Regions from separate parts of the Homo sapiens genome. Here region 2 is linked to region 1. The links are chromatin contacts, found by Hi-C or POLR2A ChIA-PET in ENCODE. All regions are on one chromosome and are shown on one strand. The core of a region is the stretch at or near the end of the contact, and the rest is flanking DNA. Distances in the headings are between cores, read along the strand shown. Region 1 overlaps MTHFD1 (methylenetetrahydrofolate dehydrogenase, cyclohydrolase and formyltetrahydrofolate synthetase 1). Region 2 overlaps CHURC1-FNTB (CHURC1-FNTB readthrough).

Region 1 (4,837 bases), core at 913-3,412:
AGATTTTATGTATTCATAGGGTTATGATAATACAAATTAACTCTACTCTGCACAGCACAGACCCTTCCATCAGAAGACAGAGCCTAACAACATAGTGGCTGGCACAGAAGAGGTATTCGTTATATGGCTGCCGTAAATACTGCCAGGAAATATGAAGTAAGCAGTGATGTTTTCAAAGGTTTTAATGAACTCGACCGTGAACGAGGGCAAGAAATAAGATAAATACTATCTTTAGGAATCAGGCCAGTGGCTGGGCCCAGTGGCTCACACTTGTAATCCCAGGACTTTGGGAGGCTGAGGCAGGAGAATCCACTTGAGCCCAGGAGTTTGAGACAAGCCTAGGAAACATAACAAGACCCCATCTCTACAACTGAGAAGTTAATTAAAAAAAAAAAAAAAAAAAGGGCCGGACCTGGTGGCTTATGCCTGTCATCCCAGCACTTTGGGGGGCCGAGGCAGGTGGATCACAAGGTCAAGAGATTAAGACTATACTGGCCAACATGGTGAAACCCCGTATCTATTAAAAATATAAAAATTAACTAGGTGTGGTGGCAGGAACCTGTAGTCCCAGCTGCTTGGGAGGCTGAGGGAGGAGAATCACTTGAACCCCAGAGGCGGAGGTTGCAGTGAGTTGAAATTGCACCACTGCACTCCAGCCTGGTGACAGAGCAAGACTCTGTCTCAAAAAAAAAAAAAAAAAAAAAAAAAGAACTGAGCTGGATGTGGTAGCTCACACCTGTAATCCCAGTACTTTGCGAGGCTGAGATCGGAGGATCACTTGCACCTAGGAGTTCGACAGCAGCCTGCCTGGGCAACATAGGGAGACCCCGTCTCTACAAAAAATTAAAAAATTAGCCTGGTGTGGTGGCGTGTTCCTGTTCTTCCAGCTAGTTGGGAGGTTGAAGCGGGGAGACTGCTTAAGCCCAAGAGTTAGAGGCTGCAGCTATGATCACGCCTCTGCAGTCCAGCCTAGGTGACAGAGTGAGACCCTGTCTGTAAAAAAAACCCCAAAAACCGGCTGGGCGTGGTGGCTCATGCCTGTAATCCCAGCACTTTGGGAGGCCGAGGCGGGTGGAACACGAGGTCAGGAGATCGAGACCATCCTGGCTAACACGGTGAAACCCCGTCTCAACTAAAAATACAAAAAAATTAGCCGGACATGATGGTGGGTGCTTGTAGTCGCAGCTTCTTGGGAGGCTGAGGCAGGAGAATGGTGTGAACCCAGGAGGCGGAGCTTGCAGTGAGCCGAGATCACACCACTGCACTCCAGCCTGGGTAATAGAGCCAGACTCCATCTCAAAACAAAACAAAACAAAAAAACCCACCAAAAACCAAGTACTACAAACTAAAGGGAAGCAATTAAGGAAATGTATCTTTAAGTATGTTTACTGCAGCCCTGCTTGTAGCATTGGAAAATTATAAACATAAACCTCCTCCAAGGGGGACTGGGCCAATGAATTATGACATATACACTCAATAAATATTTATCATGCAGATGTTATGAAAGTGAGACCCATCTGTGTTAACATGGAACCTGTCCAAGATGTACTAAAGGTGCAAAACCATGGAGAGCTTAATTATTCCATTTTAGGACAAACACAAAAATACATGTATATAATTCATGAAAAATTTTTAAATGTCGAGAAATATGCACCGAACTGTTAAGGGGACTCAACTCACATATATTACATTCTTATAATGTTTAATTATTATTTTTTACAAAGGGTATATTACTATTGTAGGCTTAACAATACATTAAATATTTTAAAAATAAAAGAGTCTTCTATAAAAATACATATACTGAATCATCGAGCAAAACCCAGCACTAATGTTTGTTGATCCCAAAAAAGCAGAAATAGGTAGGATAAAAGGTGGAAAACAACTAGGTTCATTATAAATGTGATTTATGCTTTTTTCCTTTAATAATTGAAAACTGAGATTATGATTTATTTGAGCTTCTAAAGAACACTGCTAATTCTTTACCTCTAGTCACATGAAAACCAATTAATATGTAACGCTGATCAAGAACAGTTTTAAATAAGTAGAATTTCTTAAATGAAGACACCAGCTGGGCCAGCTAGGGGCAGTCACTGTAATTAGACACAGGAAAGGCTGTGGGGTGGCAGGAGGGCCAGAACTGTGAATTCCCCTCCTACGCGTGAATCAGACAAATGACCATAAAAGGCAAACCATAACTCAGAAGACAGGCAGACTGAAGGTACCAGCAATTTTTTCTAGCCAGTTTTGAAATACTTCATTTGGGGCCTGAACAGTGACCCTGTATTGCTTGATAATTTAAAAGCCTTCCAAAAAGGCAGAAAAATTGAATTAGCAGTGACAGCAGGTGACCTTGCCACCTTATCTGATGGCCTGTCTTTCCTGTAACCACCCCAAACTGGCTTTAGAGATGTTTCTTTGATGGTAAATGACATAAATATGAAAAGATTTGAGCTCACAGTTGTTCTCTAGCCTCCTGTTTGATGCTATAAATATCCAGGAAGCTTTGTCTAGAAAAACAACCAGAATCCTGACCATATATCTTGGCCCGTTAATATGGATTTAAATCGGCAGAGGAGAAGCCATTTCAAAAAAGGTCTCTACTTGCTTCTGATCTGAATGGCATTTGGAACTTACCCAGCCAATGCAGGGAAGACAATGGAAGGGAACTGCTATTAGTCTAGGACAGGGTTTCTCAGCCTCACACTCCGACATTTGAGCTGGATAATGTTGTAGGGGCTGTCCTGTGCATTAAAGGATGTTTAGCCAGCATCCCCAGTTTCTACCCACTAGATTCCAGTAGCACTCCCCACCTCCAGTTGTAATAATAAAAAAAGTCTCTAGACATTGCCAAATGTCCCCGGGGTCAAAATCAGCTGTTGAGAATCAACCACTGGTCTAGGGCAGTGGCTTATTGACACCCTATGTGGGACAATTCTATTTTGTGAGGTACATCTTCCCTATCTACTCATTTAATATAACTCCTCAGCACACTGCAGGCCTTTTGGCACCCTGCACCCTGGGTCACAGCAATAACCCATTCATTTCCACATGGGCCAGGTGGAGAAATGCTGATTCAAGGTGTGGTGCTTTCTAGGACACGTGATGAGAAATAACTCAGGTTACCTCCTGTATGTAAGCCTTGGGAAGAGGCAGTCCAGCAGTGACCTGGAAGGAAAAGAAACAGAGTCAGAGGCATTTCCTATTTAAATCTCCTAGCTTAAAATGGTGCTTTTCATGTGTTAAAGGCAAGACGCTGCAATGCTTGCAGGCTGTACAGTAGTATAAGATTATTTCCTGCCCTAAGGACTTAGGGTATGTGACCAATCACACAGCACAGAACAAAATCGACTGCTTTGGGCAGCGTGGAAGACCTCTATGACCTGAATTAAGGAGGTGAGAAGGACCGGATCGATGGCAGGAGAGGTGGAAAGGGGTGTACCAAGCAGGTGCAGTGACTCGAGTGAAGGCCATAGCAGTGGGGTTGGAAGTCAAGGGGAGTGTGGGGAAAGAGGAAGCGGTCGGGCCTGCGGAAGTCACCCTGGGATGTCTGTCGATAGAGCCCGTGATGAGCCCTGCCATGGTTTCATGAACTGGTCCACAGTGCCAACCTAGCATTGGTGGAGCTGAACCGTGGTGCAGGGTCAATACAAACAAGAGGGAAAACAATACAGAAGGATTTTCTTTCTCTTTTGTAGAGTATATCTAAAGGATGGAGGTGTCTGGTGCCTCCCCGCCCCGCCCCCCAGCCCCCAGTCTTGATCTATGCCGTGGCTCAGCCCTGCTGCATCCACAGAAATGAGCAAATGGGTGAAGGTGTCCATTTCATGGGCCCCACCATGGGCAGTGGATAGTGATTAAGAAGCTCTGCCCTCTTCCATTGCAGTGAGACTATGTGCTCCAACTCCAGAAGGGGCTGTGTGGAGGCAGAGCAAGAAGCAAGGACCTTACAGGTAGCTTCCCGTCAGCAAGCTAATGAGAGCAGGAGGCCTACTCTCTTGACAGAGCCATATGTGCAAATGTTCCCCTCCATGCACAGCATTATGGGACATTATCCTGACTGTGAGGTCAGGAGGAAGCAAGGAAAGGAGGTGTGATGGTGTGAGGGTGAGTGAGGGGTGTAAGAGAGAGGAATGTTAGTTGTGACTGGGAAAAAAAAGGGAGTCTATCCTGTGCTACTAGCAGAAAGGAGTGTGCTGGGTTGGGAGTGCCTTTGGCACTCAGGGATAACTAAGACTGGATAGGGGTGCTGGGGTTGTTATGGCAGCATTCCCAGTGTGCTCCGGGGACCCAATCCTTTGAAGGGGTCCATGAAGTCAAAACTATTTCCATAAGATTCTGTAACATCTTATGGCCCTTTTACTCTCATTATCATTCTCTCATTGAGCATATAATGGACTTTTCCAAAGGTTATGAGACATGTGATGTCACAACAGATCAAGTGCTGTCTTCAATTAAGCCAGACCCAGAGAAGATCTGAAAAATGTACAATGCCTAAATTTTGCTGGGAAAAGATAATGCATTTTCATGTTTACAAAGTTCTTTATGTTTACATGTAACTCAGTTTTAATTTCTAATATGGTAAATATCAATAGCTATAACCCATATGAACAAAAACTCTTTTAGGCTCTCAATAACTGTCAAGAGTGTAAAGAGGTTCTGAGGCCAAAACAGAGAACTGCTACATTAGGACAAACCCTGACCAAAACAAATTTGATTTTTATCCTGTAGGCCAGGGAGTCCTTATTTCCTAAGTTATAATACAAGCTCCTGGTGGACAGGAATTTAATAGTTTTTCAAATGATTTCAGAAAACCTAGCACCATGTCTTTTCATGTAGG
Region 2 (4,544 bases), core at 144-2,643, 510 kb before region 1:
ACTACACGACTCTCCTCTTGCTTCCCTAAGAACCAGCGCAAGGGGCAGCGTGGGTTCCAGCATAGATGGACCTGTGTTGGAATCTCTGCACGTGCTGTGCTGACCCTGGCTAGCCATTGACCTCTCTGAGCCCTTGTTTCCTTTCCACTAGGCTCTCTGAGGGCAGGGGCCATGTCTTTTTCACTGCTCTGTCTGCACTGAGCACTGTGCAGGGCACATAGGAAGTTCCCATAAATGTTTGTGGGATAAAGGAAATAAAACCTTCTCTCTTCCTGTCCCCCTTGTGATGGCTTTGCACAAGGCACTGTCCTTGGCCAGGTTTGCTAGGCTAGTGTGAGGATAAACCAGGTATATTACAAATTGGAGAAAATTTCTCGTTCTTCTTGGAAGAAGGTGCTGTATCATGAAACAAGAATGTCTTGATTCCCTTCTATGCCAGGTACTGGGGAGAAACAGGTGCCTGATAACCGTTGATCCAGGCAGAAATAAGCATACTCCTGCTTCCCAAGGCCTGATGCTTCTCTCCTTCCTCCCTTCCTCCCTCCTTCTCTTCACTCTTTCTCTGCACACATGGAAGAATGGCTGCCAGGCATTGCCCATTTGGAAAAGTACAGCTCAATGGATATGAATCAGCTTGGGCAGGCGAGAAATGATTCACGTCTGACCAAATCGATTTAGTTCAGGTTGCCCGTTCTGCATCTTTTTTCCCTTGTAATTAAATGATGATTGGTCTTGATGGTGGGAAGGAAGAGACAGAATTTAATTTGTTTGCCTTTGTAGAAAGCTGGGGACAGCACAGATAAGGGAAGATGTCTCCCATTTGGCAAATAACTGATGCGGAGGTGGAGTGGCAGTGGTGATGGGGATGCTGGTGCCTTCAGGCCTTCTGGGCCGGGCAGTGCAGCTGGTGGCAGACGGTTCGGAACTCTACCATGTTCCCATCTGAAAACTGTGGCTGATCATGCCCACTCCTGACCTTGCTCCAGGGAGTACACAAAGACGTAAGCTTAATTAACCCACCAGACGTAGCTCTTGAATCCCTGGGCATAGTGCCTGGGTATAGTTAGAGTTGGGGAGAGGCATGGTCAGCAAAACAACCTCCCTCATCTCTCTGTTGTCACTCAGAGTCAAGCTGGCTGCTGCTGGTGGTGCTGACTTCTCTTGCTGCAGATTTCTCCAATATGTTTCTGCCCTGCACGCATTTGCCAAATCCCTTCGGTTTCTTGTGTCTCGTGGCAGCTTAGCTCCTCCAGCCCTTGGATGAAGAAGCGTGGGAACTCTTTGCTTCCTTTCCCTCCCGCAGTGACATGCCATGCCATGCCACTGCCTCTTCATCTGGTCCTATGACAGTCACTCATAAGCACCCGCATGTACCCGGCCCTGCACTAGCTCATGACAGCTGCAGTCAATTGGGCCAGGTGCTGTATCTCATCCGGCCTCCTCAGCAACCCTCTGAGATACTGGTAATGTCCCTGATGAAGATATTTACTGAGGCAGAAATGGACGCTCAGTGAAGCAAGGTGCCTGATGTTATAGCAATGAGCTATGAGTGGCCAGAGGGAGGAGATAAGCTCAGGCCTGACACCAAAGCCCATGCTCCTTCTAGTCAACCACAGTGCCTCCTATGGTGAATGAGTGAGTCAGCAACCAAGACGCATGAGGCCTTCTTTTTGGTGAGCCTTGGCTGGGTGCTGAGGCTTCAGGTACAATCATGGGTTGGAAGAGCCCTCCTCTCTCTCCACAGTCTGGCACTATGACCCCTTCTGGTTATTAACAAGGCAAAGAGAGAGAGGGAAGAAAGCAGGCAAATAATGTGGGTTGCTATTCCTAGAGATTAGAATTTCAGGAAGGATAAACACAGCGTTCTCTCCAGAAGTATAAATAGGAAGACTTCACACATGACTAGAACGAGACATGTTTTAAGTCTGTCGAGTAAGGCAGTGATGAAGTAGATTTCCCCAGATTCACTCTCCCTCCTCTGGGTCCCCCAGGGCCTTTACTTGTGGCAACTTTCAGCTCAGGGAGGGAGGAAAGCCCCTTTCAAAGCTTCAGATACTTCCTTAAGGTCAGTTTCTGCTTAAAGAAGGCCTTTACATTACTTCATCCCTTTGCCAAATTAAACTGAAAGGAAACCTTTCAAGTGTGATTGCCTGGCCCTTTCCTGTTCATTTCTCGTGGGTACGCTTTCTAACTTTCTTTCTTTCTTCCTTTCTTCAGGTGTTGACTTTAAGATGAAGACCATAGAGGTAGACGGCATCAAAGTGCGGATACAGATCTGGTGAGCTGGGGAGGAGGAGGAGGCAGATGTAGGAGAAGAGGACTTCTGGCTGCTCCTTAGCTGCCCCTGCCATGTGTAAAATTCCTAGGCTTCACCTGGGATAACTGGCCACCTCTCTGATGGATGGAAGCGAAGTCTCAGAAGCCCATCTCTTCCTATAAGCCTTAATCTCCAACCTCTAAGAAACTTTAGGGGATTGACTACAAGCACCAAAGGGCAGGAATTAGAAGGAACTGGCACACTAACCATTGTGAATTTATCTCAGGATTAGGCTTTGCCCTTGGGCTGTGCCACACTATGTTAAGATTGGAAGGAAGGAGGCTACACCCCCCATCATTTAGGGCGAGACCCTGAGAGAGTTCCTCAGGATAGCATGATGAAGTTTCCACAGTAGCAGAGGGTGCTGCTGTGGCTCTCTGCCTGAGGTCTTGGAAGCACTGCCTTTGCCAGGGTTTAGAGCTCCCTCTCAATTCCACAGCAGTATGGGCACTGCCTTCAGAGGTCCCATAGGGACTAGGGGTGTAGCAGCATCCCCTGCCAACTCCCATCCAACCAAATCTGGCCACAGTGGCCAGATTCCAGAGAGCTGTCCAAGGCCTGTTCTGGCTGTGGCTTCTGGTTTCTGCCAGGAGGGCAGTTGGCAGGAGGGGCCAAGGCCCTGCAGGCCTGGTCAGCACCAGCACAGATGACCAGGCCTCTGACTGCAGATCCCTGTGGGGATCCAAGCATCCCTGGTTTTTCACCCTTTAGCTCCCCAGTTTTTCCTACAAGGGGACAGCTCTGCTCTTCCCCTCCCCGTCTGTTCCCATGGTCCCTGCTCCTCTGAGGGACTGGCTTTCTCCTGCAGGGACACTGCAGGGCAGGAGAGATACCAGACCATCACAAAGCAGTACTATCGGCGGGCCCAGGTAAGCCACCACATTGGGGGTTTCAAAGTGGGAAGCTGCCACCCACACTCCCAGCTCTGGGTATTTGAGATGTCTGTGCCACGGATCCCCTAAATACAGTTCGCCTGCTTGGAGGAGCGCAGGGCGTCTTTCAGCTGTTCACTGATCATTTGTCCGTCCATTGTTCATGGCCCACTCACTGCAGGCAGGCCCCTGCCCTCACCCCTGACTTCCACCCTCCATCCTGGGTCAAAGATCCAGGTCAAAGCATGTGGTGTCTTCCTGCTGTAGAGAGTTCTGTGATGGGCCTGGGAGGCGGCAGTGGTGGGGTCTGAGAGAAGAGATATTTCTGGATGCTGAGCAGGGAGAATGGGAGAGTGGGACCCAACCTTTAAGTTTCCACGGCCCCTTCTGGCCCCATGACTGCACTCTCTCTGTGCATATCACATCTCTCTATTTCTCTCTCTCTCAGGGGATATTTTTGGTCTATGACATTAGCAGCGAGCGCTCTTACCAGCACATCATGAAGTGGGTCAGTGACGTGGATGAGGTAGGAGATGCCACCTCACTGCCGGGGTGTGGAGAGGGTGCCTCACCGGGGAAGGCAAGGCGAGGGCCAGATGGGAAGGCAAATGCTTCCAGGAAGCTTTGCCTTCCACAGCCCTGGATGAAGACCTCTGGGTGAGTAAGACATGGGGAAGAAACCGAAGCTGCCATGCCCTCACTCTCTATACCCTGCCAGGCCTCCACGGCTGTGTCTTTCCCGGAAATGAATTAGTTCCAAGTCTTCCCTGTGAGCAGCTTCTTTCCTGAAATCTTGGGACCAGGTGGAGTTGCAAGATTGGGATCTAGTCCTGGCTCTGCACAATAGCTGTGGAGCCTTGGGAAGCCATTTGAATCCTCTGGGTCCCCAGTTCCTGTAGAATGAGGGCTGGACTTACATCCAATGTCCTTTCCAGCTCTGATACCAGTGGTCTAACCCAAGGAAGCACCAGTCTTAGCCAGAGTGTCTTCTACCCTAAGCTCTCCCCGTGATACCCTTGAGGTCAGCCATGGCACTTGGGGGAGCCTGGCACCTGCATCCAGTCGGCCCACCCTGTCCCTAGGGCTCTGGAATTGGTGGTGGGCTGGAGGCAGTGCAGACTCTGTAGGGAAAATTGGGGGGGCAGGCAGCACTCACTGGCTGTTCTGCCCATCCTTTGTCCCTAGTACGCACCAGAAGGCGTCCAGAAGATCCTTATTGGGAATAAGGCTGATGAGGAGCAGAAACGGCAGGTGGGAAGAGAGCAAGGGCAGCAGGTAAGTGGAGGGAAAAGGCAAGTCCACCCCAGGTCCTCTGCTGGGCCTCCAGGGCCAGTCCTGAGCGTGGGGACCTAGGG

Evidence for each region. A loop is a pair of places that touch in the nucleus more often than their neighbours do. ChIA-PET counts read pairs that join two places held with the same protein, here RNA polymerase II (POLR2A). Pooled maps may share reads with other maps.
Region 2: a loop to region 1 is called in a pooled map, with 3 times the contacts of the local background. The contact joins two enhancer-like sites. A Hi-C loop is called at or near these places in 1 of 168 maps with a recorded cell type or tissue (PC-9) and 1 of 50 pooled maps. POLR2A ChIA-PET finds 5 or more read pairs at or near these places in 1 of 52 experiments (activated T-cell).

What each region holds. Positions count from the first base shown.
Region 1 is chr14:64,443,021-64,447,857 of GRCh38, reverse strand. MTHFD1 (methylenetetrahydrofolate dehydrogenase, cyclohydrolase and formyltetrahydrofolate synthetase 1) reads right to left here. Exons shown (of 28, transcript NM_005956.4): 22 at 3,124-3,165. Among named protein-coding and RNA genes, the nearest start is that of AKAP5, 20 kb to the left of the region's middle. RefSeq lists an enhancer at 2,221-2,270. Within about 2 kb of position 2,162, at least 14 of the 41 ENCODE cell types and tissues checked have a DNase peak (open chromatin) inside an H3K27ac peak, as active enhancers do.
Region 2 is chr14:64,950,245-64,954,788 of GRCh38, reverse strand. All of the region lies in intron 3 of CHURC1-FNTB (CHURC1-FNTB readthrough), which reads right to left. It overlaps RAB15 (RAB15, member RAS oncogene family), which reads left to right. Exons shown (of 7, transcript NM_001308154.2): 2 at 2,218-2,278; 3 at 3,126-3,186; 4 at 3,638-3,715; 5 at 4,375-4,464. Among named protein-coding and RNA genes, the nearest start is that of GPX2, 9.8 kb to the right of the region's middle. Within about 2 kb of position 1,393, at least 2 of the 41 ENCODE cell types and tissues checked have a DNase peak (open chromatin) inside an H3K27ac peak, as active enhancers do.